2 separate regions of the Homo sapiens genome follow, and region 2 is linked to region 1. A link is a loop called in an ENCODE intact Hi-C map of the cell type or tissue named here. Cell type or tissue: GM12878. All regions are shown on one strand. Region 1 holds the start of IL12A (interleukin 12A). Region 2 has its middle 85 kb from the start of IL12A.

What was found. A loop is a pair of places that touch in the nucleus more often than their neighbours do. Peaks named below come from ENCODE experiments on the same cell type or tissue, not always from the same donor. Only the 100,000 strongest peaks of a DNase experiment are listed, where the experiment ranks them.
Region 2: a loop joins it to region 1, with 2.3 times the contacts of the local background. A loop is called at or near these places in 11 of 110 quality-filtered maps.

The regions. Positions count from the first base shown.
Region 1 is chr3:159,984,457-159,992,456 of GRCh38, reverse strand. It overlaps IL12A (interleukin 12A), which reads right to left and starts at 3,622. Exons shown (of 7, transcript NM_001397992.1): 1 at 3,283-3,622; 2 at 2,145-2,290. The coding sequence starts at 3,298. IL12A-AS1 (IL12A antisense RNA 1) reads left to right here. Exons shown (of 10, transcript NR_108088.1): 9 at 3,164-3,360. RefSeq lists enhancers at 3,362-3,411, 2,911-3,411, 3,412-3,912, 4,764-5,963 and silencers at 3,532-3,581, 3,652-3,851. In GM12878, CTCF peaks have their summits at 3,752 (motif pointing left) and 5,085; a DNase peak (open chromatin) is centred at 3,736; H3K4me3 peaks cover 2,902 bases; H3K27ac peaks cover 2,006 bases.
Region 2 is chr3:159,899,437-159,907,436 of GRCh38, reverse strand. No RefSeq gene overlaps it. Among named protein-coding and RNA genes, the nearest start is that of IL12A, 85 kb to the left of the region's middle. In GM12878, no CTCF peak of the experiment used is centred here; a DNase peak (open chromatin) is centred at 4,717; H3K27ac peaks cover 1,095 bases.

The DNA.
Region 1 (8,000 bases):
AGGACTGTATGATTGAAGATTACGATCATTTTTCCATTCAACAGCCTAATGGGTGGCAGGCACTCCATTAGGTACTAAGAACATGACAGAGAAGAGGACCATGTATACCCTCCTGGATTGCAAGTTTAGCTGCTGAGACAGACAATTGCCCAAATGACCAGGAGGCATCAGTAGGTGAGACATGGTGAGAAGGGCATGAAGCTTCTGAGGAGGGGCAGGAAGGGAAGCAAAGCTTCCTAGAGTTGGGACACCCACATTAAGAGGAGTAAAGTGTCGACAATGGAGGAGGGAAATTTCAGACAGAGGTAACAGCATGAGCCAAGAAGCAAGGCCTGAAAATTCAGAATACGTTTGGGCACAAGTAGTAAAATCCCTTTCTGTGGTAGCTAGACCAATTCTCCACCTCCAAAGACATCCACCTCCCAATCCCTGGAACCCGGTAATGAGCTATGTGACCTGCCAAAGAGGAATGAAGGTGCAGATGACATTCAATTTGCTAATCAGCTGATCTAAGAGTAGAGAGATGATCCTGGATTATCTGGGTGAATCCAGTGTAAGCAGTGTCCTCAAAAGTAGAAGCGGGTAGAAGGTCAGTCCAGAGGGAGCAGCATGAGAAAGACTCAACCAGACATTGCTGGTATGGACAATGGAAGGGGCCACAAGTCAAGGAATGTGGGCAGCCTCTAGACCTGACAAAGCAAGGCAACAGATTCTCCCCAAGAGCCTCCAGAAAGGGCTACAGCTCTGCTGACACATTGACTTTAGCCCAGTAGGACCCATTTTGGACTTCTGATGCCCAGAGCTGTAAGATAATAAATTTGTGTCATTTAAACCCACTACATTTGTGACAGCAGCAGTAGGAAATGAATACACTATTCCCGGAGGTGTTTAAACAGACCTGGGCAACCCCACTATTCTGAGCAGGTTATAAAGAGTTAGATTTGGAGGTGTGAGTCCAGTGTTGTTCTTCAGATCTTTTCAAGAGAAGCTAGAATTTTGAAATCTTAATTGAAATGTTTGGTTTTTGAATGGCATCAAACTAAAAAATAAACATATAGCCCAAATTCTACAAACCTGTGCCCTGGATATGGCCGGTGAATCACTTGCATCTACCTCATTTGTTTTCTACTACAGCAAATTTGACAAATGATGTACAAAACATTAAATTGATTTCTATAATCTTTTGACCCTTAGGACTATATCTGGGAGTAGGGGTGTCAGCTTTTGCACAAAAAAATCTATATGAATTGGAGCACCTAAAAGTTACCCATTTTGAACCTTTCTTCGGGAAACAAAGCAGTTTTCACTTGAGCCCCCTGTCCAATTAAGATTAATTGAATTGTGAGGAGCAATGCACAGCACATTATGAAAGATTGAAAGGGGAAAGGAGCCCTTTAAGAAGGCTTGGTGGCATTGAGCTTATTTTAAGATATTCCTAAGGCAACAAGCTAGAAAATACTCAAGAAAAAATTCCTAGAGAGCAGAAAGGCAGAGGACATCTTTTAAAACATTAGCCTTTAGCCTTTGCAGCAGTAGCTACTGGAGCAGTTTTTAACGGCAATGTTTTTTACATTAAAATATGAAACCTAAAAGAACGAAGCTGTAAATAAAATTAGGTAACTCTTCCCTAGAAAATGAAGGCTGCATGTGCACTGTCATAGTCCTCCCTGAGATGTGTTGCTCCAAGAAGGAACTGTGTCACCAAGTAGAAGCTGGTGGGCAGCAGGAGGGACAAGGCTATTTCATCTTTGTACCCCTGCCCCCCAACACAGAGTATGCACCCAAGTAACTATTTCCGGGATTGATCAGTGGTGTGGTGCCAGAGAAACCATGTGGACCTGACACAATTCTATCTCTGTTGGCAGGCTACAGGAACACTGCAAATATCCACTTTACTCAGTGTAGACATAGCCAAAACCAACATCATTATAATTTATTACTACTCTTGCTTTCTCTGGAGACACAATTTCACTAGGACTCTTTAACACTTGGGCCATTTGTAAAGTTCCCTCTCCTGCTGTTGACAGCTGCTAATGAACTTCCACAATTTCTCTGCAGTTCCATCAGGTACCAGAGGGGAGGATCAGAGGCCCCTTCCTCAGGGAGGGTGCAGGTCCACAGTGGAGAGGACAGGAAAGGCTCACCTTCTGGAGCATGTTGCTGACGGCCCTCAGCAGGTTTTGGGAGTGGTGAAGGCATGGGAACATTCCTGGGTCTGGAGTGGCCACGGGGAGGTTTCTGGCCAAACTGAGGTGGTCCAGGAGGACCAGGGTAGCCACAAGGAGGAGGCCTGGAAGGAAGAGGAGCAGGTGGAGGAGCTTCAGCCTGGATGGCCTGCCTGCACCACCTTCCCTCCATTCTGGCCACCTTCACCCATCCATTCATGCTTGGCACCCACCTCCCTCAACCCATTTCCAACACTTTTCCTTCAACACCTGAGAGATGACTCGAGTTATTACAAAGCGCCACTCTATTCTAGGGCTAGAAGCCAGCTCCCTGTGAGGGTCTAGAGATGAGCTTGGACAAGGGTGTTGAACCCAACACTCACCCAGAGAAAGCCTACATGTTTTTGATCAGGGAAACCCAGACCAGGTGGTGAAGTGGCTGAGTCAGACTTGGGACCCAGTGTTTTAAAAACAGTGGAGTGAGAAAGCCTGACTTTTTTTGTTTTTTTAAGACGGAGTCTCACTCTGTGGCCCAGACTGGAGTGCAGTGGCACGATTTTGGCTCACTGCAACCTCCACCTCCGAGTTCAAGCAATTTTCCCTGCCTTAGACTCCCGAGTAGATGGGATTACAGGCACCCACCACCACACTCGGCTAATTTGTGTATTTGTTAGTAGAGACGGGGTTTCACCATGTTGGTCAGGCTGGTCTTGAACTCCTGACCTCAGGAGATCTGTCCGCCTTGGCCTCCCAAAGTGCTGGGATTACAGGCGTGAGCCATTGCACCCGGCCAAGCCTGACTTTAGAACTGGCTAGGATCTGCCTTCTGTTTGTAGCTGAGGGACCCTAGGCAGGAAAGCAGGAAATCTCCCACGCTGGGCCTCAGTTTCTCCTCTACGAAGTGGGCATAATGATAGCTCATCAGGCTGTTTCGAGATGAAAAGAGACATGCCCTATTTAGCACACGGTGAGACCCCTATTCTTATTCCTCTTTGCAGGAGACGGCTGCTGCTGTTCCAGTCTCTCCTTAGGCAGACTTGAGTTTCTACCCACTCTTCCCAAGCAGCCGCCCCTCCGCACCCGAGCGAGCCAAAGACCTGGCGGGCTGAGTACTCACTGCGCGCTGGACACATGCTGAGCCGGCACTGCAGGGACACAGGGCGAGCCGCTGGATGCAGACCTGTGGCCGCGGCAGGTGAGGGCGGTGGCTGGGAGGCTGACCCAGGGGGCCACATTTTTATAATTGTCCCGAGGCGCGGCAGGACTTTCCCGGGACTCTGGTCTCTTGCTTTCTGTCTCCTTCTGTGTCTCTCTCTACATCAGCTTCTCGGTGACACGTGCGGTGCGGCCGGCCCGCGGGGCTTGCGGCGCTTTCGGATTAACTCCCGGGGTGCCCGGCCGCAGCCGTTCCGGGACGGCCCCGCCGCCTCCAGCTCGGCCCAAAATGAAAGCGAAATGTTCGCAGTTACTGCGCGGGGTCCACAGGCGGGCGGGACACCCCGCCCACCACCCTGGGTCCCCGGCCTTAGCCGGACGCCCCGTGTCTAAGCTACCCCGCCCCGCAGCTGTGCAGCGCCCCCTGCCGACGTAGAGAGAGGAGTGCCTCCCACTTTGCATGTCCTGCGTAGGGATGGGCCCTAACCACGACCTCCAGCCTAGTACTGGAAGGGGTAGGCAAATCATTCACTCATCATCGTTCCTTTAGATGGCTCACTAGATGCCAGGCCGACGTTGCACCAGGTGCAGGACACCCAGGGAGAACAGGACCCTTGGGGCATTGCCACACTAAATCAGACTCAAGGCGTTTTGTTCACAGGTCTTTTCTGAAACCTGAAAAGGGATGAGAGCTGGCTGACTCTGCAATTATTACTCTTGTAGAGAATCCAGTTTAACGATAGGATGAATACACAGAGTCCTGGGAGGAAAGACCTAGAGAAAGAGCCCACGCTCAGCCGGAGCAACGGGGTCCAGGAGTCAGCAAAGGCTCCCGGGAGCAGGCAGGGGCCCCAACCTGAGTGTTAAAAACAAGCAGGCATTAGACCGCTTCCAGCGGGAGGGCACGCAGGGTCTAGCCAGGGGAAACAGGGATCAGAAGCGCAGTCATGAAGGGTTGAGGGAGGTGGGGGTCTAGGTGTCCTTGCAGGGTGTGAGGCTGGAGGGCTGGATGGGGCCATGCCATGAGGGCAGGGGATGCCATACTAAGGAGTGTACTTTCTGTGCTGAGAGTAGTGGGGAGTCTTCCTGGGTTTTAGGCGGGAGATGTGGCAGAATTTGCATGATGGGGGGATCCCTTCAGCCACAGCATGAAGGATGGATCCAGGGGTCAGGAGTAGAGCAGAGGGAAGAGTTGACAAGGTGTGGCCAAGTCCTTATTCAGTATGGAGAACACAGGGTGGGCAGGAGGGACTCTCAGAGGGCTTGTGGGCCAAGGCTTGGTAGCTCCTCAGGTGAGCGGGAGAGGAAGGCCCTGAGAATGGGGAATGGAGATTGTTCTAGCTTTACAGGGATTACTGTATAAGAGGACTGAGTTTGGAGGAGATGGTGAGAAGTTCCATTTTGGATGTGCTGGGTTTGAGGTTCCTGTGGGACTTTTTAGTTCAGTTGTTTTTCCCACAGGCATTAGTCACCCTAGGCGTGGGTAGTGGGGAGGATGTGTTTGATCTCTGACTTGGAGCTTCCAAAGGGCCTGACTACACCCAGGCCCTAGGACCTAATAACTGGAGCTGCCTTCTGGGTGGCTCATCTGCTCGAAGCTGATGAAGCACGGCTGTAGGGAGTTTTAGGTGTGTGTAAAATAAGAGAAATGGTTGATCTCTAAGGCCCCTTCTAATGCTGCTGTCTGAGAATTCCCCCACGGGATACAGAGTAATCCATTGTCAGAAACAATTGCGTTTAGCAGTTTGTCTAGAGCAAATGACAGGTGCAGAGCTGTGTTGTGGCCACAAGGGTTTAGTGTGGAGTTAAATGTACTTAAAGTCAGGATGAAGACAAGTGTATCACAACTGAGCTGTTTCTCCCCTGGAAGGGCCATCTCCTATACAAAAGTAATTTCTGTTGCTTAGATGAGCACAGGGCCACTGTTAAAAATGGATTATTGGCTACCAGACACAGTTTCTAATTTACATTTTTGTGAAATAGTTTCCTGAAGTGCTCCATGTCCTCTAGCTAAGATGAAATGAAAACCTTCTTCTAGGAATACATGATTTTTCTATAAGTGACAGTCTTAGCTCACAATCACTACTTCACAGTGTGTAGCATTGTCGTGGAGGTCTCGGCCAATGCTATAAGGAAAGAAAAAGAAATGAGAGCTTTAAACATTGGAAAAGAAAAGGTAAAACTGTCACTTTTTACAGTTGATATACAAAAAGAAAAAAAATTAATAGACTATTAGAACTAAGAAGAGAATTTAACAACATCATGCAATACACATATCAACTTAAAAAAAATCAGCCGATTTTCTTTGTATCTGCAACAATCCATCAGAAAATGTAATAAAAACAAGATGACATGCATAGAAGCAGCCAAACTATAAAGTAACTGACTGTAGATACAGAGGCAGTATAATGGCTAAGAGTATGGACTAAACTATGTTAATCCAGGTTCTGCTACTTACTTGCTGTGTGTTCTTAGGTGAGTTATTTATCTCTCTGGGCTCAGTTTCCTCATCTGTTAAATGATGATAATAAAAGTACCTACAGTATAGAGTTATTATGATTATTACATGAGCTTGGATAACTACAGAATAGTGTTTGGAGAAAAATTTTAAAGTTCAGTCAAGAATATAGTGTGATTTAATTAAATAATTCTATACCCTTGGGTGGAAGGTTTCTCTATATAGAAAGCTTAAGCCTCTTTTCGTTAATTCACATGCTCAATGTAATTCCAATACAAGCTACAAATAAATTTTCTCAGAAACTTAATAATAAGCCTACTCTAAAATACAGATGTAATAAAATCTATGACTAAGTTAAAAAAATTTTTTTTGAGACATGGTTTTACTGTATCACCCAGGCTGGAGTGTAGTGGTGGCACAGTCACAGCTCACTGCAGCCTTGACCTCCTGGGCTAAAGTGATCCTCCCACTTCAGCCTCCTGAGTAGCTTGGACCACAGGCAACACCATCATGTCCAGCTAATTTTTATTTTTGTATTTTGTAGAGACGGAGTCTAGTTTTGTTGCCTAGGCTGGTCTCAAACTCCTGGGCTCAAGTGATCCACCCACCTTGGCCTCCCAAAGTGCTGGGATTACAGGCGTGAGCTGCTGTTCCTGGCCTTAAGTAAAAATGCTAAGGGAATAATGAAAAGGGGGACTAACCCTATCACATATGGACATAATTTAAAGCCATAGAAATTAAAGTAGTGATCTTTGCAACAGATCAGGCATATGGACCATTGAAACAGAGTAGAGAAATTATAGATAGATTTGTATATTTGGGTATTAAGTATAAGATAATACAGATGATTCCCTGATCAATGAGGAAAACATGCAATATTTAGTAGAAAATACTCAATGGGCTGGGCATAATGGCTCACACCTGTAATCCCAGCACTTTGGGAGGTCAAGGCAGGAGAATTGCTTGAGGTCAGTAGTTCAAGGCCAGTCTGAGCAAAAACTCCCTACAAAAAATTTTTTTAAAAAGAGAAAATGTTCAGCGTATGATGAAAAATAAAACTGGACTCCAATCTAAAACAACAGAGGTGAATCCATTTGGAAGTGAATTAAAGACCAAATGTGAAAAGTAAAATTGTTACAGTAGTAGAAGAAAATATAGAGGACTGTCTTTGTCACTTATAAGTGGGAAGGACTTTTTTAAAACTTCTAAAGCTCCAAACCATAAGGCAAAATACCTATCAATTGGATTACATAAAAATGAAGATTTCTGTTTTACACATTTCCTCTATGCATGAACCAAATGAACAGACAGCTGACAGATTGAGAGAAGATATTTTTCAGTGTCTAAAACCAATATTTTCAATGTCTAAAAACAAGGAACTCTTGTAAGTCAGCAAGAAAAAGACAGAAACACTAGTAAAAAATGCGTAAAGCTCATGAATAAGCAATTTAACGAGAAGAAACCCCAAAGACTAATGAGCATACCTGGAGGCTCAGTTATATCAGAAAATGCAAATGAAAAAAAGAATGAGATATCTCTTTACACCTCTTAGACTGACAAGTTGAGAACACTGGATACTGGTAAGTGTTGGGAAAATGGGGGACTACAGGATCTATTATATCACACCATGCCAGTAGGCTGACATGGCTGTTTTGAAGGGTATTCTGGCATTCCTTGACCAGATTAAGTATATTCACACCCATGACCCAGCTGTTAACCCTGGGTGTATATCCTATGGAGATTCTCATACAGGTCCACAAAGGAACATGTATGAGGATGTTCATTAAGTCATTGTTTGTAGTGATGGGGAACTGGAGGCAATGTAGCTGCTCATTACTGGGGGAGTGGGTGAGTGGAATGTAGGGATCCACTTCATGGAGTATTCTACGGCAGTTAGAAGTAATAGACTAGATGTACATGCAGTAACATGGATATGTATTAAAAATATAATACTGAGTAAAAACAGGAAAACAGAGTAAGATCTCTCTCTATAATGTATAAGTAGACAATTAAAACCCTTTGGGGCTGGGCACAGTGGCTCATGCCTGTAATCCAAGCACTTTGGGAAGCCAAGGAAAGTGGATTGCTTGAACCCAGGAGTTTGAGACCAGCCTGGGCAACATAGGGATTCCCCATCTCCACAAAAAATACAAAAATTAGTCAGGCATGGTGGCACATGCCTGTACTCCCACCTACCAAGTAGGCTGAGGTGGGAGGATCAC
Region 2 (8,000 bases), 85 kb after region 1:
AACACTTATTTATTCACCACTTCAACATGTTTGTGAGTGTTTATTTAGGTCCTATTAAGTACCATTTTCTGGGCTGGGCATGAAGAAACACAGATAAATGACCTTCCCTGCCCTCAGGGGGTTTATAGTCTGGTTGTAGAAAGGCAAAAACAATGACAATACTACACACTTTCTGAAAGGAGGGCACAGTGGAAGCAGAGAGGAATAAAAGTCTAAGAAAGCAAAGGAAGGCTTTCCAGAGGAGATGGCATTTGAGCTCAAAGTAGACGAGGTCATCTTAGGAACAAAGAATGTCATAGGAAAAGTCCTGGAGGCCAAGGAGAGCTTAGGATCAACAAGGAGCTCAAATTTCTCCTGCTCAAAGAATGAAAAGGAGAGTGCCTAAAGATAGGTTGTACAGGGAGGGAAGACAGAACACAACAAGCCTTGAATATCATACGAAGCATTTGTATTTTATTCTGTGGGAGACAGGCTTTTAGGAAATTGGGCAGGGCCACGTCAAGATCAGACGTCTGCTAGAAACATTACAAGATCACTTTGGCAGCTATGTGGAGGATGGATTGAGATGATGGGATAGGACTATAAGATTAGAGACAACAGTACAGTCAGGATGCTTTCAGTCCTGACAGAAAGTCTATGTAAACTAATTCAAGCAAAATGGAGTATTATTGATGATTATTATAACAAAAATATTCAAGGGAGAAACTGGCTTCAGAGGAAATTCAAGAACTCACAGGGTATCATCAGGGCTCTTTCCTTCTCCTGCAGCATCTCTCAGCTCTGCTGCGGTCCTTGGCTTCTGTTGCGAACTCTCTCTCCTATAGTGGAAAGAGATGACTGCCAAGCTCTTATTTTCTCATTTTAGCAATCCCAGTATCCACAAACCAATTCCAGAGAAGCTTCTGATTGGCCTTGCTGGGGTTACATGCCCATTAATGAACCAATTATTAGTGGAGTGTGGTGGAATTCATGTTCTGATTAACTGCCTGGTTCATACCTGTGATAAAGGGGACAGGTCGCCAAGTCTGATGACAGTCCCAGTGTAACCACATGGGAGCTAAGGAAGAGATCCCCGAGAAAACAAGAAGAATGAGAACACGCATTGGCAACATAAAAACTGTAGTTAACACTGACCATGAGAGCAGAACTTAACTGCAATATGATAGTGAAAATATAGACAAACAAAAGATGTTTGGGGACGTATAATTGAAATCAGGACTTGGTTTTTATTCACTTGATCTTCCAAAACAAATAGATTATTGCCTTTGGCAGTTCCCTGGATGCTTCCCTGGGAGAAGATTCCAGGTGTTGGTAGACAGAGAGGGCTAAATAAATGTATAGATACATTTATAAATAAAAATAAATAAGAAAAAATTTACAAATAGATAGATGGATTTATTTACTTATGATACCTTTCCTGGTTCCCCAAAAGAATTTGAGGCAACTTAGAGAGTTGGTACAGCAAAGTAAGAGTCACATTATCCAAAGCTCTCATCCAACTTTTCATAGGTGAGCTGCAAATTTACTTCCTTGCTTCCTGGAAGCCAGCGCAAGCAGGATAATGACATGATCAGTCAAATAATTTACAATGATAATCAGAGACACTTGACTATTATTGGTATTGACATCTGAAAGGAATATCTCCCTCGGTGCTCATAAAGTTGCCGTTGTGTAATGTGGTAAATATCAGTCTGTCAGTAAATATAATAATGAGTTTTGTGGGGCTCTTTCTTAAAAGGATTTTCAGTGGTGACCAATGTCATATAGATAAAACATTGGTTAATAGAAGTAGTGTATTTTGTATAATAAATCCAGATATTTTGAAATCTTAGAAAAGCCAGGTCAGCCCAGGCCAGATAAGTTGTCAGTATTTACTTAGCAGTGAATCCCTTTTAGTCAGGGCATTTGCTCCTCATCACTCCTTATAGTCTTGCATCCAGCTTGCTTCAGTTATTTGTTTGTATTATCAGTCTGGTCCCTATATGCATTTATATTTGTGACCCATGGAAAGATGTGCATGACCAGGGTCTGTCTAGCCCTTTCCCTCTCTACACTTTTCAGCTTCCATATTAGTACACAGTGATTTCTTTTCCTCTTCCCAGCTGCTTCTGACAGTAGTTTTCTCAAATATTTCTTCCATTCTCTTTCAGTCATCTTTGAGGAAGGAGTGCTCACATTCACTCTCCTCCTGCTCTTGGCTTCAGAACCTGGAAGGTAAAGCCACTGACTTCCTGAAAACCTAGCAGCTCCATTTGCAGTGGCGTGTAAGGTCCATATGTATGGATGGCTTGCATGACTGGCCTGGAAACTGACGCCAAAGGAATTCCCATGAAAATGCTTTTGTCTTGAGCCAAGGAGCCTGGGGTAACTTTGAGTAAAGAATGACCATGACCACTTGTTTCAGAAATTTTAAGTAGCTTTGGCTACTTAAGATTTGGCTTTCATTTTCTAGTGTGATGTGAAAGAAATGCTGCTTGCCCAATTAATTGGTAGTAGAGGAAAATCCATGCAAGCACCTGAAATGAGAGTGATTTGTATGTGAACTTCCTACTTTCTTTAAAATTCAGAATTCTCAGAAGGACGAGTGAGTGCATTTGTCCCCAGCTAGCAAGTACTGATGCTCTAAAAGCATCATGTGAAGTCAAGGCAATTGGGATGTTTTACAGGAGCAGTTAACTATCTCGACAACAACTCTTTGATGATTTTATAGCCAAGAATTCTTGACAATGAGCAGAATTTAGGAAGTGACACACATGTGTGTACTTTTAAAAAAAGGAAGTAGGCATTTTGACTTTTCAGTGGATTGGAGAGGGCATTATTAATACAATATTGGCACACTGTCTGTCTATGTAAATTAGGGGACCGAACTGAAAGAAATGAGAGATTTTGCATGTTCTTACTCATATGTGGCAGCTAAAAATTTAAAAAGTTGAATTCATGGAGATAGAGTAGAATGAGGTTACAAGAGGCTGGGAAAGGTAGTGGGGAGTGGGGGACAAAGTGAGGATGGCTAATGGAGACAAAAATATAGTTAGAATGAATAAGATCTAGTATGCAGTAGCACAATAGGGTGACTACAGTTAACAATAATCTATTGTTTATTTTAAAATAATTAAGAGTGGAGCTGGAATGCTTCTAACACAAAGAAATGATAAATGCTTGAAGTGATGGATATCCCAATTACCCTGGTTTGATCATTACATATTAAATGCCATATAAAATCATTACATATATCTCATAAAGATATACAACTATTATGTACTTGTAATAATTAAAAATAAAAATAAATAAATAAGAAGGAAATAAGAATGAGACAGAGGAGACCGGAAATACAATTTAGATTCAAAACCAAGATGAATTAGCTAGGACTCTTTCTTGTAAGGAGCAAATGAACAACACATTTCAAAGGTGGCCAAAAAAGTATAATTCAAAACTTTCGTGTTTTATTGTTTATTGTTGACTGTGCCCCTTCTCTCCAAACCACATTCATTTATTTACACTTTTTGCATTATTCTTGCTTACGTGTTTGTGGGAAGGTAGCCCCCCAGATCAGCTTGGGAAGTAAGGGAACCTAAAAAGAAGTTTGTAGTTCAGGCTCAGCAGCTCATGCCTATAATCCCAGCACTTTGGGAGGTTGAGGCAGGAGGATTGCTTTAAGCCTGGATACCAGCCTCAGCTACAAAGTGAGACCTCATCTCTACAAAAAATTAAGAAAAAAACTTAGCCAAGCATAGTGGCATGTGCCTATAGTCCTGGCTACCTGGGAGGCTGAGGCAAGAGAATCACTTAAGCCCAGGAGTTCAAAGCTGCAGTGAGCTGTGATCATGCCACTGCATTCCAGCCTAGGCGACAGAGCAAGACACTGTATCTAAAAAAAAAAAAAAGTTTTTATATATTCACATATTGCCCCCTAATTCATTAAACCTCAGGTATTTAGCCCCTTCAAAGCTGCCGCTGACAAATGCCCTGTAAGCCTTAGCACACATGGGGTGGGCCTGGCTCTGAGCTTCACTGGGTCCCACTGTAGTGCCTGAAGAATGTCCTCACAGGAAACTGAAGATTGGTGACAGACGGGCCTGTCAGTGGCTCTAGTTTTTACTCTCATGGAAGCAAAACCCACCAGGCACTTTTTTGGCTAATGGGTTCAAGGCACCAAAATGCATTTAGAGGTGTTGGCCGTGGCAAGGGCTGCAGTGGCGCTGCCAAGTTCTGCAGATGCTGTCCCAGGTCCCCCTGGCCTCTCACTGAGCAGCTCTCCCATTCCTCAGTCCTCATGTTCAGCCAGGTTTCCTCTCCTGCTCTTATGCTGTCGCCCTGAAGGCCCAGCGCTCTCACTTGCAGTGTGGTGAGACTGGTTTGCAAACTCCAAAAAGCCCCATGTCTGTCTTACTCCCACTCTTAGTTTAGCCAGAACTGCAGGGAGATAGATTTATTACTCCCATACAAACATCCCCACACCTAATTATTCTTCCTGAAGCATTCATTACTTCCCTTAAAAAATTACTTAGAGCACCCGACTGGTGTTCTATTCTCAATCTGATTTGCATCAGAGACAATGACACATTCTCAAGTCAGCCTTCTTGAGCAGCAGGGACAAGAGTCCTTCACTTTGATGGAAGGAGGAAGTGGATGCTTTCTGATAAATAGTGAAGCCCTTTCTCCCCAGTGCCTGTAAAGGTCAACATCATTTTCACCTTGAACCCTCACCTCGAAATTGCTCTCAAGGTGAAGTATGGATTCCTGGCTGACTTTCACATGCCCTAATACATGGGGATGTTATGTGACCTAAAAAACTCCTGCACAAGGTGAGATGACACGTCATTACAGACTGTAATTTCTACTGCGAACTAACACACATCTGGAAGGAAGTAACTTTATGAGGCAGAAAATTAAAGCACTCACTTCCAGCTTTGCCTATGCTTTACCACAGTCAGAATACACACCACTATTTTCTGAAAAGCCAAAAAAGCAAATAAGGTATTGATTGAATATAAAAGAAAAGAGAATTTGGTAGTAAATAATAAACAAGAAAGTTTGAATGCCTAGTCTGGAGGGTGAAAATAAAATCACTTTCCCCATAAGTATCACTTTACTACCTTGTACTCTTGTACTGTGGTGCAGGGAAGTGGATTCAGTCGTTTTTAAAACAAGGACTGTGTTACAACCATAGGCAGAACATTGTTCTAGAACAGAGAAATGTACAAAAAGAAGTTTGCTACAAAAAAGAATTTCTTATGACCAATTAGTCTTGGTGAATCATTTCTTTCCAAAGCTACCAAATGAAATGGCTTTAGGATACTCACTCAGAAATTAAAAGGACATTTTCATTTTGCACAGCCAGAACATTAATTCATGAATTATTTAATATAATGTTAATTTATACTGACAACTGACTATAAGCCTCAATTAAAATATCCTGAAAAACTCATTACCCATCAACCTATCTCATAATGAATGTGTCACATCCTATTTAGAAAAAATAAATGAAGACCAGTGCAAATGGTAATTGTATATTGTATTTTGTAAGCATCAGAATTCAGCTGGTGTGGCAGTAATCAAAGTGTGGTCTTAAAGATCATAGAAACTAAGACTTTTCCAGCTAGACACCAAATAGGTTCTTGTTGTCACTTAACAATATTTGTGTTTCTGGCATCATCATAAATTCCATATTCTTGTTTCTGGCATGAATTGTTTGTTCATGACAAATCTCATTTTGATCAACTTCTGATTTCTGTCCTAATGGCTAAAGGAAAAGACAGAGCAGAGGAAAAGATTTAAACTAAACTGAAGAGGTCCATTAACTGATAAAAGGGTCAATCTCTGACCTAGAGATGATTTTCTATAGAAAAGAAGCAGTGTGGCATGGTGGTTAAGAACACAGGGTTTGTCTAACTGGGTCTGTGTTTCAGCTCTTTCTTAAAAGATTATGGCTGTCCTTGTTAAGGACTTGCATTAGTTAGTGTAATGTTAGCTGTTGTAACAGATTCAATGCAGTATAAAGGCACAAATGTAATCATAGTTTATTTTAATCATCTTTTTTTTTCCAGTTTGAGGTGAATCCTACTGGATGGCAGGTAACTCTCTCCATGCAGTGAGTCAGGGACCCAGACTTTTTCCATCTGGTGGCTCTGCATCCCTCTAGGTTCTTGTGATTGTAGCTGGTACAAGGAGAAAGAGAATGGAGAGGGCAAACCCTTTCTTTCAAGCCTTGGCTAGAATTAAGGCACTTCACATCCACTGACATTCCATTGGTAAAAATGTGTCATGGGATCACATCTAGGCCAAGGGGCAGGGGGCTGGGAATGTCTCTCTCTAGCCATTTCCCAATAACAATTTCAAAACTATAAACATGGTGGAGAGGCATGAGTTTTAGCAGATTGGTGGCTAAAAGGGCTGTTTATTAGAGATGACAAATTCTGTGGAAGGAAATTTTTCAGATCTTAGATTTGTGGGTAACTGAGGGATTTAAAAAAAAATCGACCAGTCGTGGGGGATTAAACCTGAGAACAGTGAGATTAAATCTGAAGGAAAGTCAGTCCCAGGGGCTCATCCCTCAGCTAAGAGGAGAGGCATTATACATCAGAAGAGTAGAGTGACACCAGTTAACAGAGGCGTCAAAAGGCAGAGTCCTAATGATTAGAGCTTCTCATTGGGCCAATCTTCAAGGGAGGACTGTCCGCTTGGTTCTGTGCTTGGGGCTACAGTTACAAGGGTGGCTGAAGTTTGCCTCTACCCTCAAAGAGGAAATAGAGAAAAATCTGTACTCCGGAGGCAGAGGGGAGTTTTTGGAGGCTCAAAGAGTGTGTGTGTGTGTGTGTGTGTGTGTGTGTGTGTGAGAGAGAGAGAGAGAGAGAGAGGCTCTAGTTGAAGATGAAAATGTGTTGGTGTGGTCCTCCGATTTCATTGCAAGGAATCAAACTTCTCTGCAATGGCCCCTCCTGGTCTTCCTACCTACCTTAATTAGCTCTCTGTACTCTGAAGTATTTAAGCAGTACCAAGGAATGGTTAAAGAAAAAGTGAGGTAATCACAGAATAAAAGGTATAAATAGATGTTAAGTACAAGCATAATTACTGGATCACTGTTTCTGGTGGCAGAAATCTGAAAAGATTCTTAATGTCCATCATTAAAGGGAATGGCTGAATAAGGTATGTTCCACCAACACTGGGGATTACTACAAAGCTATTAAAAAGAATGACTGGGCGGGTCGCGGTGGCTCACGCCTGTAATCTCAGCACTTTGGGAAGCCGAGGTGGGCAGATTACCTAAGGTCAGGAGTTCAAGACCAGCCTGGCCAACATGGCAAAACCCTGTCTCTACTAAAAATACAAAAATTAGCCGGGTGTGGTGGCACACACCTGTAATTCCAGCTACTAGGGAGGCTGAGGCAGGAGAATCGCTTGAACCTGGGAGGCGGAGGTTGCACTGAGCTGAGATTGTGCCACTGCACTCCAGCCTAGGCGAGAGAGAGAGACTCTGTCTCAAAAAAAAAAGAAAAGAAAAGAATGACTTTGATCTGTACGTCCTGACCTGGAAGGATGTCTATGGATAAAGTAAGCTACAGAGATCCTACCTTTGTATAGACAAATGGAAATATAAAACCCCATGCATGTGTATCTGTGTAAGCATAGAGAGATGTGTTAGAATGCATTCCAAGTTTTAGCACTTATTTGGAGGAGGGAGTGGGACTTGCAATTATTAACTTTTTACTTAAGCATCACTGTTTTGTAAATTAATAATTAATAAACAGGGAACAAAACTACAAGGATGCCTTAAATCTCAGAAACTGGTAAATTCAGAATTTTCCCACCACCTGAGCTCTGATAATTTACTTTTTATTCAACATTTATTTATTCAGTGTTTCCTGGGTGTCAGGTGCCTTTATAAACATTATTCAGTCTTTAGAATAATCTGAGGAGATGGTATTTACAGGTGATGAGATAAGACACAGACAGCTTTAGGAACTTGCTCAGGGTCAAATCTGTGGGAAGATGGAGTAAGC